Regions from separate parts of the Homo sapiens genome. Here all the other regions are linked to region 1. A link is a contact called in ENCODE Hi-C data. All regions are on one chromosome and are shown on one strand. The core of a region is the stretch at or near the end of the contact, and the rest is flanking DNA. Distances in the headings are between cores, read along the strand shown. Region 1 overlaps LOC105374843 (a long non-coding RNA gene). Region 2 overlaps DNAH6 (dynein axonemal heavy chain 6). Region 3 has its middle 31 kb from the start of KCMF1.

What was found. A loop is a pair of places that touch in the nucleus more often than their neighbours do. Pooled maps may share reads with other maps.
Region 2: a map with no recorded cell type shows a loop between it and region 1 (16-fold over the local background). The contact joins two enhancer-like sites. A Hi-C loop is called at or near these places in 4 of 37 single-sample maps with no recorded cell type and 4 of 50 pooled maps.
Region 3: a map with no recorded cell type shows a loop between it and region 1 (7-fold over the local background). The contact joins two enhancer-like sites. A Hi-C loop is called at or near these places in 5 of 37 single-sample maps with no recorded cell type and 4 of 50 pooled maps.

The regions. Positions count from the first base shown.
Region 1 is chr2:85,993,331-85,996,929 of GRCh38, forward strand. The region is part of intron 2 of LOC105374843 (a long non-coding RNA gene); the gene reads right to left. Among named protein-coding and RNA genes, the nearest start is that of ST3GAL5-AS1, 110 kb to the left of the region's middle. RefSeq lists a cis regulatory region at 548-1,061 and enhancers at 802-991, 1,032-1,211. Within about 2 kb of position 1,646, at least 20 of the 41 ENCODE cell types and tissues checked have a DNase peak (open chromatin) inside an H3K27ac peak, as active enhancers do.
Region 2 is chr2:84,815,039-84,818,637 of GRCh38, forward strand. DNAH6 (dynein axonemal heavy chain 6) reads left to right here. Exons shown (of 77, transcript NM_001370.2): 76 at 823-1,045. Among named protein-coding and RNA genes, the nearest start is that of TRABD2A, 64 kb to the right of the region's middle. RefSeq lists an enhancer at 2,213-2,262 and a silencer at 2,413-2,562. Within about 2 kb of position 1,738, at least 2 of the 41 ENCODE cell types and tissues checked have a DNase peak (open chromatin) inside an H3K27ac peak, as active enhancers do.
Region 3 is chr2:84,937,939-84,941,537 of GRCh38, forward strand. No RefSeq gene overlaps it. Among named protein-coding and RNA genes, the nearest start is that of KCMF1, 31 kb to the right of the region's middle. RefSeq lists an enhancer at 1,571-2,080. Within about 2 kb of position 1,858, at least 13 of the 41 ENCODE cell types and tissues checked have a DNase peak (open chromatin) inside an H3K27ac peak, as active enhancers do.

The sequences.
Region 1 (3,599 bases), core at 396-2,895:
TAATACACATATGTGTGCATATATGTGTATATACATACATATACTCAGTGTGGGCTGTTTGATGTGTTATTGGAACAAGGTCTTTAAAAGTAAGCTGAGGGGCACTTTGGGAGGCTGAGGCAGGCGGATCACAAGGTCAGGCAATCGAGACCATCCTGGCTAACATGGTGAAACCCCCTCTCTACTAAAAATACAAAAAATTAGCCGGGCGTGGTGGTACGCGCCTGTAGTCCCAGCTACTCGTGAGGCTGAGCTAGGAGAATCACTTGAACCCAGGAGGCGCAGGTTGCAGTGAGCCGAGATCATGCCACTGCACTCTAGCCTGGGTGACAGAGCAAGACTCCATCTCAAAAAAAATAAAAAAAAATTAAAAAATTAAAAAAGAAGCTGAGGGGCTGGGCGTGGTGGCTCACGCCTGTAATTACAGCACTTTGGGAGGCCATGGTAGATTAATCAGTTGATGTCAGTAGTTCCAGACCAGCCTGACAAACATGGTGAAACCCTATCTCTACTAAAAATACAAAAATTAGCTGGGCATGGTGGAGGGCACCTGTAATCCCAGATATTGGGAAGCTAAGGCAGGAAAATCACTTGAACCCAGGAGGCAGAGGTTGCAGTGAGCCCAGATCGCGCCACTGCACTCCATCCTGCGTGACAGAGCAAGACTCCATCTCAAAAAAAAAAAGTAAGCTGAGGGCTCAAGGGCCACACAGGTCTTCAAGAGGCCCAGCCCGGGATCCGCACACCCGAGAACCCTGTGCTGAGTCAGGATCCCCTTCTGTGGACACAAGATAGGAGTGGTGCTGTCAAGAGGAAGTTCTAAAAATAGACCCTAACATGTAGGGCAGAATATTAGTGGTTCTGAGAACTAGCAGAATCAGAGGCAGAAATGAGACATGTGACCAAAATGAAACCCCACAGCCCAAAGGGTATCTCCCTGGCTCCCCTGGGCCCTCTAGAAAAACTAGCAAAAAACTAGAAAAGCTAGTAAAACTCTTATCATTGGAGCCAGTGGCATTATTGGCCTCTATCCCCACTAAAATGTGAGTAACTTCAAAAGAAAATGCTCTTTTTTTCTTCCTCCAAAAACTTAAAGTGTAACATGTATAAAGAGAATGCATCTTTTTTTTTTTTTTTTTAAGACAGAGTCTTGCTCTGTTGCCCAGACTAGCATGCAGTGGCACAATCACAGCTCACTGCAGCCTCGACCTCCTGGGCTCAATCGATCCTCCCACCTCAGCCTCCTGAGTAGCTGGGACTACTTCCCTAGGGGTCCTAAGGAACCCACCCAGGGGTGTGCTGGGCAGTGTGTAACCACAGCTCTCTGAAAACAAAAGCCCTTAAATCCCTGATGGGTAGAATTGCCAGTTCTCATGGTGTCCCTACTCCCACCATGGTGACCAACATGAAGGTGTGGACGTGGAACTGTGAGGAGAGGAGCATGGTCAGCTTTTTTGAGCTGGTATGAGCTAGCTTCAGCACATCACTGCATCCCCCAGATGTGAAATCTGAGGAGTAAATATCCAGGAATTCAGAGAAATCCTGGGAAATTGGGCACGTCTTTCCTTTCTCAATAGTTCCCCAAAAGATGAGAGGAGCATCCCTGGCTGCAAATCAGGTAAGTTCCTCTCAGGGTGCAGCTGACCCTGATTCCCACCTTGAGTCCCTTTTGCAATGGGGAGGAAGTGAGAGCAGTGGCTCTACCCAAACCAAAGCTTGGGGGTGTCGCACCTTGGGTGGGACTGGCTCCACAGTGTACCAGCTGTGTGACCCCGGCTGAGTCTCCCTGACCTCCGGTTGTTTCTCTGCAGAATGAGTGGGCACAAGGAGGATGAAGAGGGCTCGGGGCACCGCCTGGCATGGATGATGCCATCTGTCAAGGAGAGTCACTGGTAGTGTTTGAGTCCTTAAGCGCACTCACTCCAGGGGAAATGGTGAAGTGGATGGCCATTGTCCTGGGAATCTTTGGGACTGTACATGACGATCATTGGGGCTCTTTTGTTTTTCTAGCCCATCAATGACTGACTTCAGACCCAGCAGAATAAGAAAGCCTTAAACTAGTAGCTTTATGTTCTTTTTCTGGATCTTCCTCTAAATTCTGCAAAGTAAGTGGCAGTGATCCATTTTATAGATGAAGAAACTAAGGCCCAGAGAGGCAATATCATGTCTGGCCTTGCTTCTCTGTGACTTATTTGACTTCTTCCTTTGGAGACCCTGAGAGCCAGGCAAACGTTCTCTAGGACAGACAGGCAGGAAGGTCAGAGGTGGGGGTGGAGGCACTGCTTCCACCCCACCCCCTGCAGAAGAGGCAGGAGTCAGCTGGGACAGAAGGGGCAGACCTGTGAGAGGCCTAATTACGCATCCTCTTTCCTGCCCTCCCTGTGGCATCTTTCCTGTTCCTTGGGAAACACTCTAAGATGGACATAGGTGGGCAGACAGTTTATTGTGTGCCCTGGAGTCAGGACACACAAGGAGAAGGAGGGAGTGGCGGTGGGAGAAACTGGGCTGTGATACAGTCCCAACAAAGACCTTGGCCAAGCCCTGGAGGAGCGCTGGAGCTGGGCTGGACGCTGACAGCTGCCCTGAGTTGGGACAAGAGTACCTGGCCTTTATGCCTTTATATTGACCAGTCATTGGATTTGGGCTGAATTGCTCCCAAAGAGGGCTTAGCTGAGGGACAACCACTGGGGTGCAGGCCCTTCAGTCCTGGAGGAGTCTGGGTAGCACCATGCCTAGTCCAAGTGGAACCGGTGTCTCCACGAGAGGCAATTTCCCTCTGAGTCTTGGAGGCCACATTCCTGAGAGAGAGAGTGTCATGACCCCACTCACTTGTCTGACCCAAGCTACCCAGGTCAAGGGGCACTGGCCAACCCATGGATTGACCAGTGTTTAGGTGAGGCATGCAAGAGTCTCCAAGCTAAATTAATTAATAAATTTAGAGACAAGGTCTCACTCTGTCACCCCGGCTGAGTCTTGTCATTCCTACAGGTGAATTGGTAGAGGAGGGACACAACCTGTTGGCTTCAGTGTGGGAAAAAGGTACAAAGAGGGCATGTGTCACCTGTCTGCCTCCCTCTCCCAGGTGAGCAGCTCCTGAGGAACGCATGCCTGGATTCGGGATCTCATATAGTGTCTGCCCTGGGAAGGCCCCCAACAGCTCCACCCTTTCCTGAAGAAGAGGAAGGAGGTGGGTATCTTTGGAGGCCCCAGTCCCATCTCATAGCACAGTACACAGGGGCATCTGCAGGACTAGAGGGACGGCTCCCCTGCCTCGCACCCCCTCCTCCCCACCCCATGAGAGAGGTGGGGCTCAAGAACCCCCACACAATGTCTTCATTGACACTTGTGGCCAAGTCAGCTTCTGGGTGCCATGGAAACCTCTCTTGGGAGCCCTGAGGGAAAGCAACAGCCCAGCCCTCCCACACTAAGCTCATTGTCCCCTGAGCAGTGAGAGCAGCCCCTTATCAGCCCCTTCCCAGGCCTGCAGATCCTGGCTTCCACCCCATCAGCAACATGAGCTTTCCTCTTGCCGGCCAGGCCTGGGGAGCTGGAGGGGTCTCATCAGTCACAGAATCCACCACCTGGGATCCTGTACTCCT
Region 2 (3,599 bases), core at 488-2,987, 1.2 Mb before region 1:
AGGTGCTCCCTCTGGGTGATGCCCAGTTGGTGGACACCCAGTAGGTAGCAGGATAGTTTTCAGGCAAACCTGCATAAACATATGTGCAGCCCAAAAACAGGAAGTCCCATCCTGCTGCACCCAAGAAACAGAAAGGTTAGGACACCAAAAAGCAAAGACCAGCTAAAAAGAATTTAGTTTACCATCCTTTTATTCACTATAAAATGCACTACATATTATCCAAACAGCTTAGTCCTCTGCCTGCAGACGTGAGGCTCCAATTATCCAAAGACCTCGGGCCAGAAATGGCCAAATCCACTCAGGGTTTGAGGAAGGATGACTCAGATGCCCACAATTGGAAAAAAAAAAAAAAAAGTGTGCACCGGTGGAGACATCCAATCACATCACAGGAATCTGATGGGCAGGGTCTCTCCCTCTCCCTCTTTCTTATTTAATACAAACATTTAAAAGTAAGCATAATTTTTAAAAAAGAGAGAAAGAACAAAAAGGAATTGTCCATGGGCACTCTGCAAATATTATTGCAGATATATAATCTGTCTTCTAGGAGGGCATCCAAATCCTTGAAAAACCTTGCTAAGAATAACAGACGATGATCTCAGTACTCCTCCACCTCCCATGAAAAGGGGAAAAGTCATCACATTATTATTACATTTTTTTGCCTCTCAGAGCCTCAGGATTGACCTCTCTAAAATGTGAATAATAACAGCAATGTATAGAGTGTTTTTTAGAATTACCTGGTGAGGATGTGGGACATAGGAAGTGGCTCACACCTGCTGATCCCTTTTCCCCCATCTCACTTTGAGACTTGTGGGTATCTTTCAGTTGCCCTCTCCTGAGGATGGTGTTCTTGTTCATGGGATGTTCATGGATGCTTCTCGATGGGATGATAAGGAGATGGTGATAGAAGATGCATTGCCCGGACAGATGAATCCAGTGCTGCCTGTGGTGCATTTTGAACCACAACAAAACTATAAGCCAAGCCCAACACTTTACCACTGCCCACTTTATAAAACAGGAGCCCGGGCAGGAACACTCTCAACCACAGGTGAGGATGTTCTTAAGATTAGTTCAAATAATGACCAAATGCAATCTTCAATCAAAGTCCAAACACTAAGCTGTGATTGGCTCAAGATCTCCCTTGGGCCAATAAACTAGACTTAAAATGAAGCCACCTATAACATACAAAATTCGTAAATGTAATTATAAATTCTATTTGTTCTGAGTATAGATTAATATTATAGAATTAATTCTTGCTTCTATTAGAATCCAAGGAGTAGAAAATAGAGTTTAACAAGTAGAGACTTCCACTTTCAAAATGGCGGCCTGAATAGACACGAAAATCTCTTTTTTCTCACTAAATCCATTTTTACTCATCATAAAAGAAATTTTAAAATAAATGAATAGGCCGGGAAAGGTGGCTCACCCCTTTAATCCCAGCACTTTGGGAGACCGAAGCAGATGAATCACCTGAGGTCAGGAGTTCAAGACTAGCCTGACCAACATAGTGAAACCCTGTCTCTACTAAATACAAAAAATTAGCCAGGCATGGTGGCGGGTGCCAGTATTCCCAACTACTTGGGAGGCTGAGGCAGGAGAATCACTTGAACCTGGGAGGCGGAGGTTGCAGTGAGCCAACATTGGGCCACTGCACTCCAGCCTAGGTAACAAGAGCGAAAACTCCATCATAAATAAGTAAATAAACAAATGAATAAATGGACAGCCCTGATGCAAAACTCTGAGTGCATCTGAAACTGAGATACAGCCCTGAAAAAAGAAACCAGACAGAAAGAAAGCCACCTCAACAGATACACCAAGGGACAGCTGAAGAATGAGAAGAGAGAATGAACTGGGAAAATCGCCTTGAATACAGCACAGTGAGAGGGGAAAGAAGTGACCCTGTGGAAGGAGCCAGAAATTGCAACATTTTTCTTGTTTTCTAGGTAACCTGAAAGGAGAAAATAAAGAATGGAGGAGAGAGAATGTTTGAAAAAATAATGGCTGGTAATTTCCCAAAACTAAAGAAACACTTGAATCATTAGATTGTGAGGTCTCACAAAGTGGAAGGAATGATTTTTAGCAACCTACAAGTAATCAAATCTTCAAAGAAACCTAGATATACCAAAGTGATACTTAAGACTGTCAGAGACCAAAAAAAAAAAATGCTCAAAATAACCAAAGAGAAGAGACAATGTATAATATATGCTGGAACTGAAATCCCAGAGAATGAGAATCAGATTGATATCAGTCAACTCCCATTATCCACCGTGCATATAAAAAGATAATGGAGAATCACCTTCAAAGGGTTGAGGGAAAATACCTTTGAACCAGAATTCAAAACACAACCAAACCATCTTTCAAAAGGGAAGTGAATAAAGACAGTTTTGAACATACAGAGGCGCTAAATTAATCATCACTGACCTTCTATTTTGAAAACAATCCAGCTGTCTAGCCAGGTGTGGTATCATGTGTCTGTAGTCCCAGCTACTCAGGAGGCTAAGGTGGGAGGATCACTTGAGCCCAAGAGTTCAACACCAGCCTGGGCAACATAGTGAAACCCCCATCTCAATTAAAAAAAAAAAATCCAACTGTCTTTGTTTGTGTTTGTGTTGCTATAAAGGAATACCTGAGGCTGAGTAACTTTAAAGAAAAGTTTATTTGGCTCATGGTTCTGCAGGCTGGTGCCAGCATCTGCTTCTGGTGAGAGCCTCAGGATGCTTCCACTCATAGCAGAAGACAAAAGGGAGCTGGTGTTTAGAGGTCCCATGGCAAGAGAGGAAGTAGGCAAGATGGGAGGGAGGCGCCAGACTCTTTAACAAGCAGCTCTCGCAAGAACTAATAAAGTGACAGCTCACCCCCCATTCCAAGGAGTATTAATCTACTCATCAGGGATCTGACCCCCATCAGCCAAACACCTTCCATTAAGCCCCATCTCCAACATTGGGGATCAAATTTCAACATGAGATTTGGAGGGATCAAACATCCAAACTATAGAAGCCTGGCATAAAGAATTCTTACAAATCAGTAAGGAGAGGGGACCAACAAACTAACATTATCTGAAACTGTGACAGAAACCCCATCTTGTACAAGGATCAAAAGAAACTCTTTTTCAGCTATTTAAAAGAGGGGTAGTCCTATGTAGTAGTCATCAATGGCCACTAATATCCCAAAAAAGAAAGACAATCAGACATAATGTGCTTCCTGATAGAAGTACCTACTACCTAAGAATTATTCTTGCCATAAAACTCAAACCTGCCAGCCTGGGCAAGATGACGAGACCCCGTCTCTACAAAAAATACAAAAATTAGCAAGGTGTGGTGCACACGCCTGTAGTCCCAGCCGCTTGGGAGACTGAGGCAGGAGGATCGCTTGAGTCCAGTTCAAGTCTGCAGTTAGCCATAATCAAACCACTGCACTCCAGCCTGGGCAAAAGAATGAGACCCTATCTCAAAAAAAAAAAAAAAAAAAAAAAAAAAAAGGGAAAAAAAACCTCAAACCTGAATGTAGTCACGCCTCTAGATCTAACCACCCCTTACAGGAAGAGAGGAATATATTTAAAATCACCACAGCAGTGCTGTCATAAAATCCAGATTCTGGGAAAC
Region 3 (3,599 bases), core at 608-3,107, 1.1 Mb before region 1:
ACAGCCTGGGCAACATAGTGTAACCCCATCTCTACTAAAAATACAAAAAATTAGCTGGGCGTGGTGGTGGGCCCCTGTAATCCCAGCTACTTGGGAGGCTGAGGGAGGAAAATCACTTGAACCCGGGAGGCAGAGGTTGCAGTGAGCCGAGATCGCACCATTGCACTCCAGCCTGGGCAACAAGAGTGAAACTCCATCTCAAAAAGAAAAAAGAAAAAAAGAAAAAAAAAATTCAGAGCTTAAAGAATTCAATGCTTGCCAGAGCTGGGCCGTATATTTGACTCAAAGTTTCCTAGCAGCCTGTGTGAAAAGGGAAATCTGATTAGTTATGCAGTTTACAATAACTATGTGATAAAGGCAAACTCTTGGCCGGGCATGGTGACTCACACCTGTAATCCCAGCACTTTGGGAGGTCCATGTGAGAGTCCAAGAGTTCAAGACCAGCTTGGGCAACATAGTAAGACCCCACCTCTACAAAAAATTTTAAAAATTAGCAGGGTGTGGTGGCACACGCCTGTGGTCAGCTACTCAGGAGGCTGAAGTGGGAGGATGCCTCATGAGCTGTGGTCACACCACTGCACTCCAGCCTGGGAGACAGAATGAGACCCTGTCTCAAAGAAAAAAAAAAAAAGGCACACTCCTGAATCTAAAGAAGTACAACTCTTTTTTATATAAGACCAGAAAAAAAATAATAAAACTCTATCCTGGAGTTTCTTATAAAGATGACACGTGTGATTTATTACTCATTTAAAAAGTGAAACCAGAGGAGAAACATCCTGAGGTAAGACTTTAACTGAACCCTTATGTGGTATAACAGACCTTATTTTTCATTTCATCACGCTACATGCTAAGTTAGAAACAAGTTCCCATGCATGTTAGGGTACATTTATATTTATGCCACAGTGTCAGAGTCTACACAGTTATTTTTTTCTTTTTTTTTTTTTTTTTTTGAGACGGAGTTTCACTCTTGTTGCCCAGGCTGGAGTGCAATGGCACAATCTCGGCTCACTGTAACCTCCTCCTCCCGGGTTCAAGCAATTCTTTTGCCTCAGCCTACTGAGTAGGGATGCCCGCCACCATGCCCAGCTAATTTTTGCATTTTTAGTAGAGATGGGGGTTTCACCGTGTTAGCCAGGCTGGTCTCAAACTCCTGACCTCAGGTGATCCGCCCACCTCGGCCTCCCAAAGTGCTGGGATTACAGGCATGAGCCACCTCACCCAGCCGTGTCCACAGTTTTCTAGTTTGCTGAGCTGCGGACCCACCAGCAGGTCTGCAGGGAAGGGATGTTCCTGGTAGAGCTCCTTAGGCCTCCCTCAGATCCATGGGATGCACTGGGACTGTTCCTTTAGCTACACAGATACATGACCATGTTCATCCTCTGCAGTTATTTAGTTATTACCCCAATCTTTCAGTGAAGTCTCTGCTAGACAAATGGAGTTGTAAGGTGACCTTGGTGTGACGGCAGGGGTAGTGATTATGATGGTGGTGATGTGAAAGGGTAGTGGTGAAAGTGAAGGGGATGAGGGTAGGGGTGGGGGGTGGTTACTTAAGGCTGCAGTCTGCAGTCTACTGCCGTGGCTGCTGAGAACAGTCTCTATTTGTCTGCCGTCAGTCTATCCAGATCCTTCTACCTGGGGGAAGATCTGGACTGGCCAAGCCTGGTCACATGGCAGCAACCAGGTTGCAACCAACAAAATTTCCTCTCTGGAGGGAAAATTAATCTAGATTTAGAAACTGCCAAGAGCTGGGTTTCTCAAGCCACCTTGGCCTTGAACTTCCTCCAAGGGCGGTCATCAGCAAGGGTGTAAGAGGTACTTGGGAGCCTGCAGTTGGTGGAGCTGAGATGGGTGTGGAGACCCCGCCTTTGTGATGGCCTGCAGGTTTCAGTTTTAAGCACGTGGCTTTAAAGGGGACTTTCCCCACCAGAGGAGGAAGAACTGACAATTGGAACAGCCCCTGAGCTTAACAAACTTTGCTGAAAGCAGCTACAATTGTCAAGCAATAAAGACTGAGATGGTAGAGTGTCCACACAGCTGCCGGCCGCTAGAGCCAAGACTGAAATCCAGAACCTTAGCCTGACCAAACCGGGAGTTCGTGAAAGCACAAAGCCTTCTGTGGGAAGGAGAAGGGAAATGAAAGCTAATATTAGGCTAAGCAGTTGTTGATAACGTTAAAAGTTTATGCCAAGTCAATGTGAAGAAAGAAATGACCAAAGATGGGCTTTCTGGTGGAGGAGATAAAGGATCATTGAGATGAAATGAGACCAGCATACCTTCCCTGAGATGCAAATTGCCCTCACCCCCCAATCTCAGCTAGGGAGACTGGGGGAGGGAGCTCTTTAAAAAATCAGGCCAGGCACAGTGGCTTGCTCCTGTAATCTCAGCACTTTGGGAGGCCTAGGTGGGCGGATCACTTGAAGTTAGGAGTTTGAGACCAGCCTGGCCAACATGGTGAAACCCTGTCTCTACTAAGAATACAAAAATTAGCAGGGTGTGGTGGCGCATACCTGAAATCCCAGCCTGTGCAACATGGCGAAACCCCGTCTCTACTAAAAATAGAAAAATTAGCCAGGCACCTATAATCCCAGCTACTTGGGAGGCTGAGGCATAAGAATCACTTGAACCCAGGAGGCGGAGCTTGCAGTGAGCCGAGATGGCACCACTGCACTCCAGCCTAGGCAACAGAGCGAGACTCCGTCTCAAAAAAATAATAAATAAGTAAATAAATAAACAAAACATAATAAGTTCAAAATTCCAATGGTAAAAAGAATACACAGTGGAGTTTCCCACTCTGGGACACCCAGTTCCCTTCCCCAGAGGATCTACTGGTTTCTTTTGTTTCCTTCCAGAGCTAGTTTATACATATACAAATTATATGAGTGTGTATGCATATATATACTTTTTTCCTTTTTTTCCTACAAAAGGCAGCATATTATTAATATAACAGGGTTCAGATACATGCTTTTTCATATATCAGGATATCTTGGAATGATCCAGATCAGTACCTAAAGAGGTTCCTCTTTTTTTTATAGTTGCATAGTATTTCTTTATGCAGTTGCACCATCATTGTTATTTATGTTGAGCACAGAGGTTACTTCCAGTCTTAGTTATTACCAACAGTGCTGCCATGCAACACCTTATACAAATGTAATTTCATACACATGCAAGGAAAGAAGCAGTCCTAGAAGAGAAAATGGTGGCAAAATTTTGTTAGTTATTGCCAAATTGCCCTCCATAAAATTTACACCAACTTTACCCTCCCATTTGCAATACAGGGCGGTGCTCCAGGTGTGAATGGAGACGACTTCGAGCTCACTGTGCTGAGAAACTGCTTTTCAGAGGGCTTCTACAGAGCCCACAGGTGAGTGAGCCCCTGGAGGAGGGGGCAGCTCTCTCCTTCCAAAGCTCTTCCTTTATACCTTTCTCATCTGAAGTTATGAAATTCACCATGGTCATTTGTTTAGTCACTCTCCCCACTCTGGCTGTGAACTTCTTAGGAGCTAAGATTTGGCTTTATTGGCCAGTGTGGTGGCTCACGCTGTAATCCCAGCACTTTAGAAAGCCGAGGTGGGTGGATTGCTTGGGCTCAGGAGTTGGAG